2 separate regions of the Homo sapiens genome follow, and region 1 is linked to region 2. A link is a contact called in ENCODE Hi-C or POLR2A ChIA-PET data. All regions are on one chromosome and are shown on one strand. The core of a region is the stretch at or near the end of the contact, and the rest is flanking DNA. Distances in the headings are between cores, read along the strand shown. Region 1 has its middle 3.7 kb from the start of BPIFB1. Region 2 holds the start of BPIFA1 (BPI fold containing family A member 1).

Evidence for each region. Hi-C counts contacts between places; a loop is a spot of excess contacts on that map. ChIA-PET counts read pairs that join two places held with the same protein, here RNA polymerase II (POLR2A). Pooled maps may share reads with other maps.
Region 1: a pooled map shows a loop between it and region 2 (4-fold over the local background). The contact joins the enhancer-like site here to the promoter of BPIFA1 in region 2. A Hi-C loop is called at or near these places in 1 of 168 maps with a recorded cell type or tissue (Right ventricle myocardium inferior) and 1 of 50 pooled maps. POLR2A ChIA-PET finds 5 or more read pairs at or near these places in 2 of 52 experiments (A673 and RWPE1).

Annotation. Positions count from the first base shown.
Region 1 is chr20:33,275,982-33,282,973 of GRCh38, reverse strand. No RefSeq gene overlaps it. Among named protein-coding and RNA genes, the nearest start is that of BPIFB1, 3.7 kb to the left of the region's middle. RefSeq lists enhancers at 687-1,187, 1,188-1,688. Within about 2 kb of position 5,318, at least 4 of the 41 ENCODE cell types and tissues checked have a DNase peak (open chromatin) inside an H3K27ac peak, as active enhancers do.
Region 2 is chr20:33,233,031-33,239,842 of GRCh38, reverse strand. BPIFA1 (BPI fold containing family A member 1) reads right to left here and starts at 3,847. Exons shown (of 9, transcript NM_130852.3): 1 at 3,793-3,847; 2 at 1,972-2,146; 3 at 1,629-1,788; 4 at 1-40. The coding sequence starts at 2,131.

The DNA.
Region 1 (6,992 bases), core at 4,069-6,568, 42 kb before region 2:
GGCCGTTGCCATTAATATTATTATTGCTTATAATAGGATGAGCCTTTGTAGAGGGATTACAACAATTGTTTAATCCAGATAATCAATTTGGGAAAAGGAAGGAGTAGCCTTACCCACCCCTTATTCCTAAATACATCAAAGATACACATCTCCATCAATTAATTCACCCAGGAGAATAGATTTGAATCCTATTTTTGCCACTGCTTTGCTGTGTGCCCTTGGGCAAGGTACTTCACCTCTCTGGGCCCCAATGACCTCATCTATAGCATGGGGATAATAGTAGCTCCTCCTCATAGGTTGTTAAGAGCATGAGTTGAAGTGCATGCCTACACAGTGCTTAGCATGGGCTTTCATTTCATTCATTCATTCATTCCGCAGCAATTAAAATCTGCTCTACCTTGTCTGCATCTTTAGGAATCTCCATGAGCACTTGTGGACCAAAAGAATAAGGAGGGATGACCATGAACCTAAAGGACAAATGTCAGAGCCCAGCAGGACGCTGTCATCCACCACCTGGGCCCAGGTCTTGGCTCACGCAGCCTGCACAGTCACCCAGAGGTGGGCATCAGCAGCGTTAATGTTACAGAGGGCACCTGAGGCTCAGAGAGGCGAGTGACTTGCTCAAGGTCACATGACCAGGGATTCCAGCTTTGGGACCTGAACCCGATCATCAGTCCAGACCGGACCCTCTTAACCGCCACACTGTCCTTCCCCTGAGACTTCAATTTAGCACTGGAGGTGGTGGTGACACCAACATGGCCTTTTGATGTCATCTGGGGAATTATCCTTGCTACCCAGTTTTTGTCTAGAAGAATGGAATTGTGGTTTAGAGCTGGGATGGCCATTGTTGAATCCTGTCTCCATCTGCAGCAGACAAGTCAGGGGCAGTAAGTGTTCTGAGGTCACAAAGTACGTGGCCAGGCCCTGGCTGGTCTCTTCCTCCTGCTTTTTGACAAGAAGAACAAGGTGAAGAGCGTTTGCTGTCCTGCCATGTTTGCAAACACACCAAAAGCCCTGAATACCTAAAGGTGAGGTGTTTTGAGAGAGCTCTTGGGAGGACCCTGCCGATCCCTTGGGCACATCTCCAGAGAGGCAAATGCCCCTGCTTGGCTTCCCAGCTGGCCATGCCCACTGCCCATGGACAATGACCCTCTGTGCGGTGCTCGGGCCCAATGCCAAGACCTGGGGCCGCATCAGCTCCTGCTTCCTGCCACGTGCTGGGACAGCAAAGCTGGCTGCATCTCTGCAGGCCCATGGTCCCCAGACTCCACACCTGCCCTCAGTACCGCGTGGCCCCTCCTCAGGTTGCTGGCGTCTCTTGGCCTTGGCTCCACCTCTCTTCAGCTCCCAGGCCTTTTTGTGCCGTGTCCTCTTTCTGGAGTACCTCCTTCACCCTCCTGAAAACCTAATTGTGCCCTGTCTGGGAAGAAGCGCAGGAGTGCAGGAGGAAGCCTGTGGAGGCCGACAGACACGGCTCAGATTCCTGCTCCTATACTGACAGCTGTCAGCCTTGGGAAAATTGCTTCTTCTCTATGAGACTGTTTCCTCCATTGTGAAATGGGACTATTTTGAGGGTCTCGTAAGGTCATGAGAAATGCTTGAAACATCAGAGAATTCAGCAAGTGGTAAATTCACACCTGTAATACCAGCATTTTGGGAGGCAAATACTGGTGGATTACCTGAGGTCAGGAGTTTGAGATCAGCCTGGTCAACATGGTGAAACCCTGTCTCTAAAAAAAAAAAAAAAAAAAAATTAGACGGGCATGGTTTTTAGGTGGCACGTGCCTGTAGACCCAGTTACTCAGAAGGCTGAGGCAGGGGAACCACTTGAACCCAGGAGGCAGAGGTTGCAGTGAGCCAAGATCGCACCACTGCACTCCCGCCCGGGCTACAGAGCAAGACTCTGTCTCACACACACAAAAAAGAACGCAACATCTGCATAAAGCTGCCTGACTGCTGCTCCACCTGGCCTGGATGTCCTCTTCCCAGCATGTTTGGCTGCTGGCCACCTTTCAGCCCTCACCTCTCTCTACTTCATCCCTCGCTCCTCTCACTCCCACCCCAGGGCCTGCGCACATGCTGGCCTTATCCCAGGAGCGCTCTCCTTCCAGCTCTCATTCTGGCTTCTTCTAATTCACCAAGTCTCAGCTACAGTGTTGCCTCCTGGGGTGGGGTGGGGGAGCAGGGGACAAGGGGACCACCCTCTCTAAGGTAGGGCTCTTTTTGCTGCACACTGAGGGTGTCCTTACTAGCATTTACTGGAACTGGGTCTGAAAACTTGAGTGTTGTTTTAGGCACCATGATTTCCCAGATGCTGTATACCAAGGAGAGGTCCTGGGCCACAGACCAAGCAGTGGCTAAAAACCAGTTGCACAGCTCCTGCATCTCTCATGCAGGGGGCCCTGACCCAGATTAAGGCAACGAAAGGGCCAAGAAGGGACAGGAAGAAGATGGCAGAGGTATTTCTTGGGAGACAGCTGTGGTCCCTCCTCCTCTCCCAGGGAGGAGGGCAGGAGGTGTTTGGGCCTCAATGCAGGCCTAGCAGGAGGGACCTTTTCAGGGACCACTTAGGGGCTTGAGGTTTGTCTCCCCTGGAGTTGGGGCTTGCAGTAGACTGGGTTGTGTCTCCTGATGAGTTGAAGTCATGTTGGGCAAAGTGACTTCCGTAAGTGGAAAATTACTGCTCTCTGTTCCCTCTGGGCAGGGTCAAAGCGCATGTGTGTGTGTGTTTTCCCAGGGCCGGGTGTGGACCCTGCAAGACGAAGATCGGTCTAGGGCTGCTTGAAGTCCTTCCTAGTATCACCACCTGGAGAGGACGCTAGAGAACCAGGGGCTGGGAGTGGCTGGGGTGGCCTGCGGGACAGTTAGCCATCAAAGAGGCTCTGCCCTGGTGTGGGGGGTGCAGGTCAAGAAGCCCCACAGGGAGGTAAGACTACCTCTTTGAAGGTGCCGACAAGACTTGGCTCTCAACATTTTTTGGGCTCCCCAGAGAGTTGGGAACTACCTGGCAACAATATCAGTCAAAGGAAAATTCTCCTGCCCCTTTTCTTCCTTCTGGATGGAGAGAGAGAGAGAGAGAGAGAGAGAGAGAAAGAGAAGGAGAGGGAAGTGCAGGGAGAGAACACACACCTCTTCTCCCCTTTCCCACCAAGCTGATCCACAGAAGCCTCGGTTAGGGGTGGGGAGATAATCTGATGTTAAATCAAAGCTGGATGCTCAGACACAGCAAGATGGCAGAGTGGAAAAGATCATCTCCATTCTACAGATCACCAAACTGAGGCCAAGAGAGGAGAAAATAGGGGTTTTTATCCTCCCATTTTCCAGATGAAGTAGGACCTTGGAGAAGGGAATTGACTTGCCTAAGGTCCCACAACCATAAAGCAGAGGGCCAGGATTGGGACCCATTTCTGTCTGAATTGAGAGCCCATGCTCCACGCACTGACCCAGCCTGCCCTACCATCTCCAGCCAGAACGAGGGCCAAGCTCTCCTGGGAAGACTGCAGTCATGCGGAAAACCAGAGAGGGTTTCTGATGACGTGGACAGATGGAAATCAGAGGCCTTGCCAACTGTCACTGGCTCGAAAGAAAGAAGGAAAGCAAGAATTCAAGCCACTCCTAAAGAAGCTCAGGTCCTCCATTGTTGCCACCAAAGATGCTCCACCAGCATGGTAGAAGCATTTTGCTCTTGTACCAATTTCAGCTGCCTGGTGATGGCTCTTGAAGCTTTCAAGGGTCTGGGCTCAGCAGGAGAGAATGTGGTGATTGATTAACAATGTCGGTCATGAGCAGACACAGATGCTTCATCCTTGCTACATCCCACCAGCATCCTTGTTAAGGATTATGGATTTTCTTGCAAAATATTAAAGATAATGGAGTGGGGAGAAAATCCCTAGATGACATGGAGTTTGCCACTACCTTTGGGCTGGTTTTGGATAAGTCAGTTCTCTCTGAGCCTCAGTCTCCCCAGCTATAGAATAAAGATGTTGGGCTCCACGATGCAGTGGCCAGGCTGGCTGTGATGACCTTTGCTTATAGTGGAGGGGGCTCAGTTCTTATGCAATGAGGACTGGGCTGTTTCTGAGGTCAAGTATGTTGTTAGGAAGATCAAACCCATTGACCCAGGGTCAGTGGAGGTTCTGCCAAGGGAACTGGCCAGTGATTTGAGCATAGAGAACTGTGAGGATGCTCACTGCAGCCTTACCTGGAATAGCCCTAAAGTGGGACCCGCCTTAACATCCAGCAATGGGATTTATTAAATAAACCGTGGGCCACCAGGCAGCCATCACAAAACAATGTAGACCAACCAACAGAAGTAAGTGAAAAGGGAAACTGTTTCTTCTATTTTTTAACAAAAAAAAATTTTTTTTAATCTAGAAAAAAATACTGGAAGGAAATGCATCAACAGTACACGTTTCTTGGTGGTGTGATCACAGGTCACTTTCACCATCTTCTTGGTATTTTTCAGAATTAAAAAAATGTTTACACTAAATATATGTATTGGATATGTAAACAACCCCACTAAATGGCCTGCAAATGAGTCAATAAAGGTTGGGCGCAGGACAAGGGAGTGGAGGAAACCTCATTCCTTTCCCAATGCCCGACCCACAGCCCCCACCAACCTGGGACTCTGAGGAATTATTGTGATGCCATTGCTGATAGCAGCAACAAACGCCCAGTCATGCCGGTCCCGGAACCACCAGGAAAGAAATAAAGAAATCATTACTGGAACTTACAACATAATCCCTCTTTTGTGGGACAGAAATAGATTAAATTCAGTGCAAATGAACCCTGGCTAAGTTGGAAGCTGTCCTAGCTCTTGGGGGGAGACAAAGACCAGATCTCTGCCCTCGTGGGGCCCACAGTCCAGTTGATGAAGGTGTGTTGGGTGACCCAACAGAGGTGGATGCAGGCAGCCGGCTGAGTGCTGGGATTTTCATCCACGTGGGCAGCATGTGCGTAGGCTCAGAGCTCCAGGAATGGGAACCCAGGCAGGGTGATGTGTTGCTTTCACTGCCGTGAGCCTTGGCCAAGTGTGCAAAGTACCAGGATAGAGGTGACACAGGGATTGTTATTAGGGCCAGACGAGCAATACAAATGCCAGGGTGCAGACAGGATGGGCTTAATAAGGCCAGCACAGGTCAAGTATGTCAAACAGTAGAACAGGGGCAAACACACAGATGGTATGGTCAGCACTGAGAGAGAGGGAGGCTGGCACCTGCCTCGTGTGTGACAGTCGCTGGCAGCTCAGTGGGGCCCAGAAGGGGATAACCTGCCTGATTAGGGAGGGGAAAAATGATTTCTTTCTTTCTTTCCTGGTGATTCTGGAACTGGCATGACTGGGCTTTTGTTGCTGCTATCAGCAATGGCATCACAATGCTTCCCTGGGGAATAGTTCAGAGAAGGCTTCCTGGAAGAGGTGACATTTGATCTGGGCTTAAGGGATAGGGATGTGTTAGGAGGGGAGGGCATTCCAGAGTGGGAGCCTTTCAGGGGCAAAGGAAGGAGGGTGGGTTTTGGAAAGAGTGTCTGGGAGCTTGCCTGAGTCGCTTGAAGGGGAAGGGAGTGGGGCGGGTGGCAGGGAAGGTGGGCTGGAGGGGAAGGGAGTGGGGCGGGTGGCAGGGAAGGTGGGCTGGAGGGGAAGGGAGTGGGGCGGGTGGCAGGGAAGGTGGGCTGGAGGGGAAGGGAGTGGGGCGGGTGGCAGGGAAGGTGGGCTGGAGGGGAAGGGAGTGGGGTGGGTGGCAGGGAAGGTGGGCTGGAGGGGAAGGGAGTGGGGCGGGTGGCAGGGAAGGGGAGCTGGAGGGGAAGGGAGTGGGGCGGGTGGCAGGGAAGGTGGGCTGGAGGGGAAGGGAGTGGGGCGGGTGGCAGGGAAGGTGGGCTGGAGGGGAAGGGAGTGGGGCGGGTGGCAGGGAAGGTGGGCTGGAGGGGAAGGGAGTGGGGCGGGTGGCAGGGAAGGGGAGCTGGGGATGTTCTCATGAGGAGTCAGAACCAGGGGCTGGAGGTGAGATGGGATTGGGGATGGGAATGGAGCACAAGCAGGGCTGGGGTCCTGAGGCCCTCAGTGCCTCCCAGAACGCTGTGGGCTGTATGGAGCCTCCCCCAAGGCAGGGGACAGTGTGCTCAGATCCTCAAAACCAGGCCTCGGGTAGCCTGCTTGTCTTCACTGTCTGGCTTTCCCAGAGGTCTCTGTCTTGCTCTTGCCATCCCCTTCTCTTTCTGTCTCTCCTTCCCTCCTCCTCAGGCTGTCCCTGCCCTGTCTCTCTCTTACCCACTGTCTCTCTCCTCTCTCTGCCAATCTCTTGGGTGCTTTCTGAAGCTCAGGAGGGAGCTGGGCGGCCTGTGGAGAGTGCACCTGGACACACTACGCGGTGACCCGCCCCTACTGTGTGGCCTCAGGCAAATGTCCTCACCTCTCTGTGCCTGCAGTCTGTGCCTGGCAAAAGGGGCTCTGGGCCCCAGCTGTCGGCCTGTGCTGTGCCTGGCCTTGACATGGAAACCACCCAATCAGATGAGCAGGTCCTCTTTCCAGGCCCTGCCCTGAGCATGGTGTTAACTCACTTTGACTTCACAATAGCGGTGCTGCAGGGGACAGGAGCTGGGACATACTCACAGCACGCTCACTTAAAGCAAAGCGGGGAACCCCAGAAGGAACTCTTGACACTGGGATTTCTGTGACTGGTATTGCAGTTGCTCTGATTGATATCATATCATATTGTCTAGCTGTAACTAGATAAAGGAAGACAGGAAGGGGTGACTTACAAAGTTCAGCTGTTGTGAGAACCCTCACGTACCAGTGTCTACCTGTCCTTGAAAACGGTGTGACTATTGAGTGGGGGGCTTGGGAAATGGGCAGGTCCCTGGGAGATGGGGGAATCACTGGACCAGGCCCCTGGGGGCAGCTGAGTCCCTCAAGTTGGGAGCCTCAGTTTGGGGTGCTTGGAGGTTTAACCTCATCTGCCCTCAAATGGCCATCCTTGGAGATAGATTCTTGAGGC
Region 2 (6,812 bases), core at 2,598-5,097:
AAGGCCAAGTTCCAGCAGCTGGGGGTCAGTGACCTTTATGCTGTCCAGGGAGTAATATTGGAGGGGGAAACATTAGCTCCTCTAGCTCCAAACCCAGAAACCATCTTTAACCTAACAGTACCCATCCCAGAGGTAGAGCTTCCCACCCAGGATAGGGAGATGGGAGGGGAGTCTTGCAGCCTAAGCCACGTGGGTTCTGAGTCACACACTAGGTCTTTTCCAGCCTCTGCCCTGGAACAGATCTGACACACACACAGGGCCCTTTCCTTATCTCCAGTCTATGAGGTATTCAGGACAACAACTGTGTCTGGATTATATCTGCATCCTGTATGCCAGCTAAGAGCCTTACAAAGAAAGTGGCTACTTCATATTAGTTGACTGGATTGATGGGAAGGTGGGTAGTGGATATGTGGGTACATGGATGGAAGAGTAAGTGATTAGGTAGAAGGATGGATAACTGGATGATGGATTGGTCAGTGGATGAATGGATGATGCAGGTGCAACTGGAAGTAAATCTGCACAAACATTTATGGGTAAGAATCACTCACCCTGTCAGGTGGCCAATCACCAATGTTTATCATGGGAATTGAGGAGCAGGAAGTCAGGGAGAGTGCAGAAAGGGTGGAAGGAAGCCATTCTCCCATTGTCCTATCTTTCCAACCATCCATCCATCATCACACCCTGTTGTCTCCAGGAGAAGCCAGGCCTGTGACCGCACCCATCAAGCAGGGAGGCCATTTGATGGGTGAGGCCATTCACTGAGCCAGCCACTGCGCCAGGTGATTTACACCTTTTCCAGTCCTCACAATACACTTTCTCTGTGGGTTCTATAATCTATATTTTACAGATGGAGAAACCAAGCACAGAGAGACAGGGTGTCCTGTCCCAGGTCATCCAACAAGTACATTTGAAAATCAAAGTCAAGAAGTCTGTCTGTCTCCAAGTCAGGGAGTGAGACCCTGGGTGGGTAGGATTTTGGAAATGGCTTTGATCCAGTCCTATCCAGGAACCAGGCTCTGCCGGCTCACTGGCATCAAGCTTCCATTCTTGCTTTTTGCTTTGCGAGCTCTTGGGTGTCTCATGGGAAACTCCACGTTAGACCTTTCCATGGACATCACACTGTTTTTCATCACATTGATATCATCAAGGTGGGCAGGTTATACTCTCGCTAACATCAAAGGCCGTCTGTGTTCTAAGGGATTTCACAGGTGCAGAGAACAAAATGACCACAGTGTAGTGGGAAGAGCCTTGGCTTTGGAGTTAGGATAGTAGAGTGAGAGCCTTACTCACTTGGCATCACTCTAGCAGCGTGAACACAGGCACCTCTGTGCTTTGGTTTTCCCATTTGCAAACTGGAGATTATTAAATCGACCTCAAAGGGTTGTGGTGAGGATTATAGATGATGCTGGGGCCTCAGGACATGCCTAGAACTGAGGGCATTGCTGGTTTGGGGAGGACGGGTGTCCCTGCCAAACTGGAGATGGGTCTCAGAACTGAGTCCTGGCTCCATCTTCAGGCCGCTCCCTCGCTGCTTCAGGGTCGCTGCTTCAGGGTCACTGCCTGGGGCTGGCAGATCTTCACCTGGGGTTCCCTGGTGGAGATCAAAGCTCTATTTTAGGACAACTCACTCAATGATGTTGTTCAGGCCAGGAATCACTGACGTCACTTTTCCAAGCAGTCCCCCAAGGAGGCCACCAGAAGTACCTCCTCCAGGCTTCAGGATGTCCAGGAGCGGAAGGTTTTCCAGAATGCCCAACAGGCCCCCAGACAGCAGGCCATTGCTGAGGGCTGGAAATGGGTGTAAGGGTCTCTGGGGGTCAGATCTGACAATTCCAGATCCTCAGGCCCCCTCCCCCATCCAGCCCTGTCCCTCCCCACTTTGCAGGGTTGGACACACACACACACACACACACACACACACACACACACACACACACACACACATGCACACATACACCCCTGAAAACTCACCATTTGTCAAGCTTCCTGCAAGACCTGTGGGACTCAAGGGCAGGGCTGGATTCACATTCAAGGGCAGGGTCTGGTCCAGGGGCACGGGCAGGCCTCCAAACTGGGCCATGGTCTGGGCTAACAGCCCGTAGAAGACAATGAGGCCCCCAGTTTGAAACATCTTTGCTCTTAGTATCTGTGGCCAGAATGACAAGTCCAACATGGCATGGGTATCAGAGAGGAATTTATCCACCACCTGCCCTGACACCTGGGGGGTGGGGTTGTTTGCTCCCCAGAACACCAGGGGGTCACTAGTAATAGCTAATACTGCTGAACAATTTCTCTTTGCCAGGCAACAGGCTGACCACTTTACACAATTTCATCTTCATCACAACCCTAAGACATGGGCACCTGTTACCTGCATTGCACAGGTGAGGACCACTGATCAGGGGCCTAAAAAGGAGACAGCCCCACTCCACCACATTCCAAAGAAGAGGGTTTTTTTCCTTCTTGCCAAGAATCCCAGCCTCACCTCACTCCATCTTGCCCACAGTTCACTTGTCTGATTTTCCAGTAGGAGAAACCAAGGCTCACAGAGGTCAAGTGAGTTTGCAGTTGGGAGTTTCAAATATACTCCCATCCCTTCTTGAAACCCACTTGTGTACTACCGAGTGTGGGTAACTTTCCCCAAGGTCACAAGTACACGGTGGACAGAGGATTAGAAGCTAGAGCCAGGTGAACCCTCGGTTAAATTAAGTAACCATCAGATTTATTCTCCAATCGGGCTTGCTTCAATGGTTTGAATCATTGCTGCTCTTCAGACAAAGCAAATGAGAAGGGTTAAACGTGCAAGTGCTGAAGAATTGAACTGTTTTAGATCATCCCTGTTCAGTCCTTTGGCCTGAGCTCAGGCCATGATGGTTGGTGGATGCCCTTGAAAGTCACACAATACAGGGGTCGCATGGCCACAGCCACCATCTCATGTAGACCTTTGTTGGGGAATTCCTGGGGCCATCAAAGTCTTCATTGCATGAGAAGAACCAGGAGACCAAAGAGGGGTAGTGACTTTCCCAAGGTCATACAATAAATTGATGGCAGAGCTGTGGTTGAAGGCAGGTCTCCCAACCCTCCCCTCACCCAACACACAAACATGCATTCTATCATTTTGACACCTTTCTCTTCTCCTTCAAGCTGCCCTGGATGGAATTCCGGTCAACCCCTGAGGTTTGGCTTGCAGACCTCTCACAGGTCTATTTGGCAGCCAGCAGAGTTGTCCAGAGCCAGCACTAGTACCTACAATTTGGAGACAACTGGTGACTTTGTGCAAAATTCCATCTATTGGCTGACTCAGCTAAAGCTCCATCCTTGTGGTGGAAGGCTGGAAATGAAAGGTCTTTGGTCCAAAGAGCCAGTTGTGCCCTTCTTAGGGAGGTAACTTTGACCACAGCCTCTGAATCTCTTTTGGGCAACAGACCCTTTATGAATCCAATGGAAGCTAAAGATCCTAGTCTCAGAAAAAATGCATCAAAATGTATAAAATTGGGTGAAGAATTTTAGGAGGTTTTTGGATCATCTGTATCCACATTGGTAACCTCAAGCTAAAACTTATGCCTTAGAGGCTTTCATTTACGGCATTAATAGTGCCCATTTCTATATCAATGTTACTGGTCTCTTAGGACAGCAGAGCAAATGGCCATCCCCACATCCCTGACATTGGCCAGGTCTGTTTCTCTTGCACAGCCCCCAGTGAGTGATCAAGATCACTCACTGCCCCACAGGGCAGGAGCCTGAGATCCCTGCCGTTAAGGGTAGCAGAGGGGCCACAGAATGGATGGCTCTTACCTGGACTTCTTAGAGGTCTCAGCAGCTGTCCTGGTCTCCTCTCTCTCCCCCACTCACTTCTGCCGAGGAGTCAGCCTCTTTTATAGTATGGGGACGAGGAAGCATGTGTTGGGTGATGGGTTTCTAGATAATTGAGAATTCTGCAATCTGACAGTGTCTTTCAGGGCTCTCCAAAGTAAATAATTGCCAATCACATTAGCAGGTGAGACAGTTAAGCTATTTGGTCAACAAGATAAACAGAGAAAAACCTGAGATGGGATGTTACTCAAGACTTTATGGTTTCCTGAGCGGAGCCAAGGTTGGGGACCCACGCTCCCAAGGTAGCTTGGAGCATTGAAAGGAGCAGCCAGACAGAGCCCAGGAAGGGACCTCAGTCTCATCTCTTGGCCCCTTTCCTCTCCTGCTCTAATTTTTTTGCTCCAGTTGGAGGATTCTTTCTCCTAAAATGTCAAAAGAGTCACACTGCATCCTACATCTGGGGTGCGTCTCCATTCCAGGGCAAGGGTCTCCTGTTTTCAGAGCCCCTATTGCACGTCAGGAGCTCTCTGTCCTCACAAGAACCCTGAGAGGGAGAGGTGACTCCTCCTCTTTTATAGAGGAGGAAACTGAGATCCAGTGGGGACAAGTGCTGAAAGACCCAGAGAGGATGCAGCAGAGTTAGAATGCAACTGACTGGAGAATGAAAACAACAAAAACAACGCCAACAGCAGACACTGGCCGAGCTCCTGCTGTATGCCTGGCCTGCCATGGTGTTCACAGGCAGCATCTCACAAAATCCTCACAACCCTGTACTCCTATTCTATAAGGGGGAAACTGAGGCTGAGTGTGAGGCAAGTTGTCCAGAGATGCAGTGCTTGCCTGGGGTGAGACATCCACATTCAGGTCCTTTCCCCGAATCACTGCACTGAGAGATGAAGGTGCCTCCCAACACTTGCTGGCCATTTTGATTTCCCCACCTGTGAACTTTACACTTTCATGCGTCCCTTTTTATTTTTTAAATTTTCACTTAATTTTTATTTTATTTTATTTTTTGAGACAGTCTTACTCTGTCGCCCAGGCTAGAGTGCAGTGGTGTGATCTCAGCTCATGACAACCTCCACCTCCCGGGTTCAAGTGATTCTCCTGCCTCAGCCTCCTGAGCAGCTGGGACTACAGGCGAGCGCCACCATGCCTGGCAAAGTTTTTGTATTTTTAGTAGAGATGGGGTTTCACCATGTTGGCCAGGCTGTCCTCGAACTCCTGACCTCAGGTGATCCACCTATCTCAGCCTCCCAAAGTGCTGGGATTACAGGCGTGAGCCACAGTGCCCCGCCGCTTCTCTTTTAGGTCCTGGAAAAGTCTTTCCAGGTTCCCAGGCCTGAGGGATCCTTTGGCATCCTGGTCTCTATCCTACCCTTTCTTCTACCTTTCCCTAAATGGAGTAATCAGGCATTTATTTATCCCCACCACTGGGGCCCTTGGAGTCTGTTCAGCAGATGAAAAAGTGAAGACACAGGAAGGCCAAGGTCCTGGACCAGTGAGCGCAGCTCTTACCCTGCAAAACCTAACACCTTATAAGCAAAAGTGGAGAGAGAAGGAATAAATGTGCTTTTATTAAGCACTGACTGCATGCCAGGTGCTCTCCATATTTGAACCTCATCTTCTTCAGGAGTGGTTGGTATTGTTGTCTCTCATACATTGGATGAGGAGGCTGAGGATCAGAAAGGGTGACTGCTTCCTGGGGACACACAGCGAGTGAGTGTTGGAGTCAATTGACCCTGCCACCCTCTGTGTCTGTCTGAGTCCCTGCTAATCAGTGGGCCACACTGCCTCCCTCACACTAGGCCTTCACTGGCCTGCTCCACTGCTCTCCAGAGTCTGGGTGGTGCCCCCAAGGGTTTGGGGCCATGGCTTTGAACTTAATTATCCATTCAAGGTACTTGCTGGACTCTGCCCACATCTTGTACATGGCAATCATCCTCACAGTGGTCCCATCGTATAACTCTTGTGGGTTGGGTCAGGTTGCTACTATCCTTGTGGGGAAACTGAGGCAGATAAGGCAAGGAATTAGTAGAGTTTGTGCAGCCAGTTAATGAAAGCTTACACCCTCTGGTTTGAGGCCGGGAGGCTGTGTCTGTATTGCAGCAGAAAGTGGGTGAATTTGGGCTCAAACAGCCCTGGTTCAAATCCTACGACCCTGGGCAAGTCAGTCCAGTTCCCTGAACTTCATTCAGTTTCCTCACCTGTAAAATGGGGAGCATAAAATCTGCCTCACAGGGCTATGGGGAGATGATGTCTGGGGAGCTGGTATGAATCACAGTTCATAAACTCAGGCGTCCACACATCTTTCTGATTTATCTATACTTTACCATTTCAAATGCCATTTTGCTCAGGAACAGAAATGTCCCAATTTCCCCCTGGGGTTTCATGTCTGTGCTAGGGGCTTTGTTTGTACCAAGGAGGCTGCCTGTCCCTATTTTTGGCTGGCAATATAGGAGACAGCCATGTGCCATCTGCCCCTAGATTGCAGAGACACTGTACTTCCCTCCTGGTGAAAGGTCCCTTTGGATTTAGCATTTACTTTCAACTCGTTTGTAAGACACAGAATTGTTCTGCTGTTCGCCAGTTCCTTGGGCCTGATACAGGACTGTGAGGGGCTGCCCAAGCCCTCCTGCCTGGATCCACCTAGACCCTCCCTTTACCCTTCTCTCCCTGGGGTCTCATGCCCTCTTCTGGCTCTGGGAGGGAGTGTGGACACAGACGCCCTCTGTCCCTGGATCCCATACATGTGCCTGGGATTCTGTTCCCTTCATCCCATGCTCAGGTCTGCCTGGGAGCAGCAAGGGACGGAGGCACCATCAGAACCCACCAGAACTATGCTCCTTCCAGTTCTCCTGGACCCTCACACTTCACCAACCCAACATAGGGCATTTTCTAGTTTTGTGGGCAGGAAGATTTGCTTCAACTTCATTGTGTGTATGCTGTTCTCAGACTCTCCTATGCCCTGAGTTTAACAAGTCAAAAGCCAAGACTATAAAAAC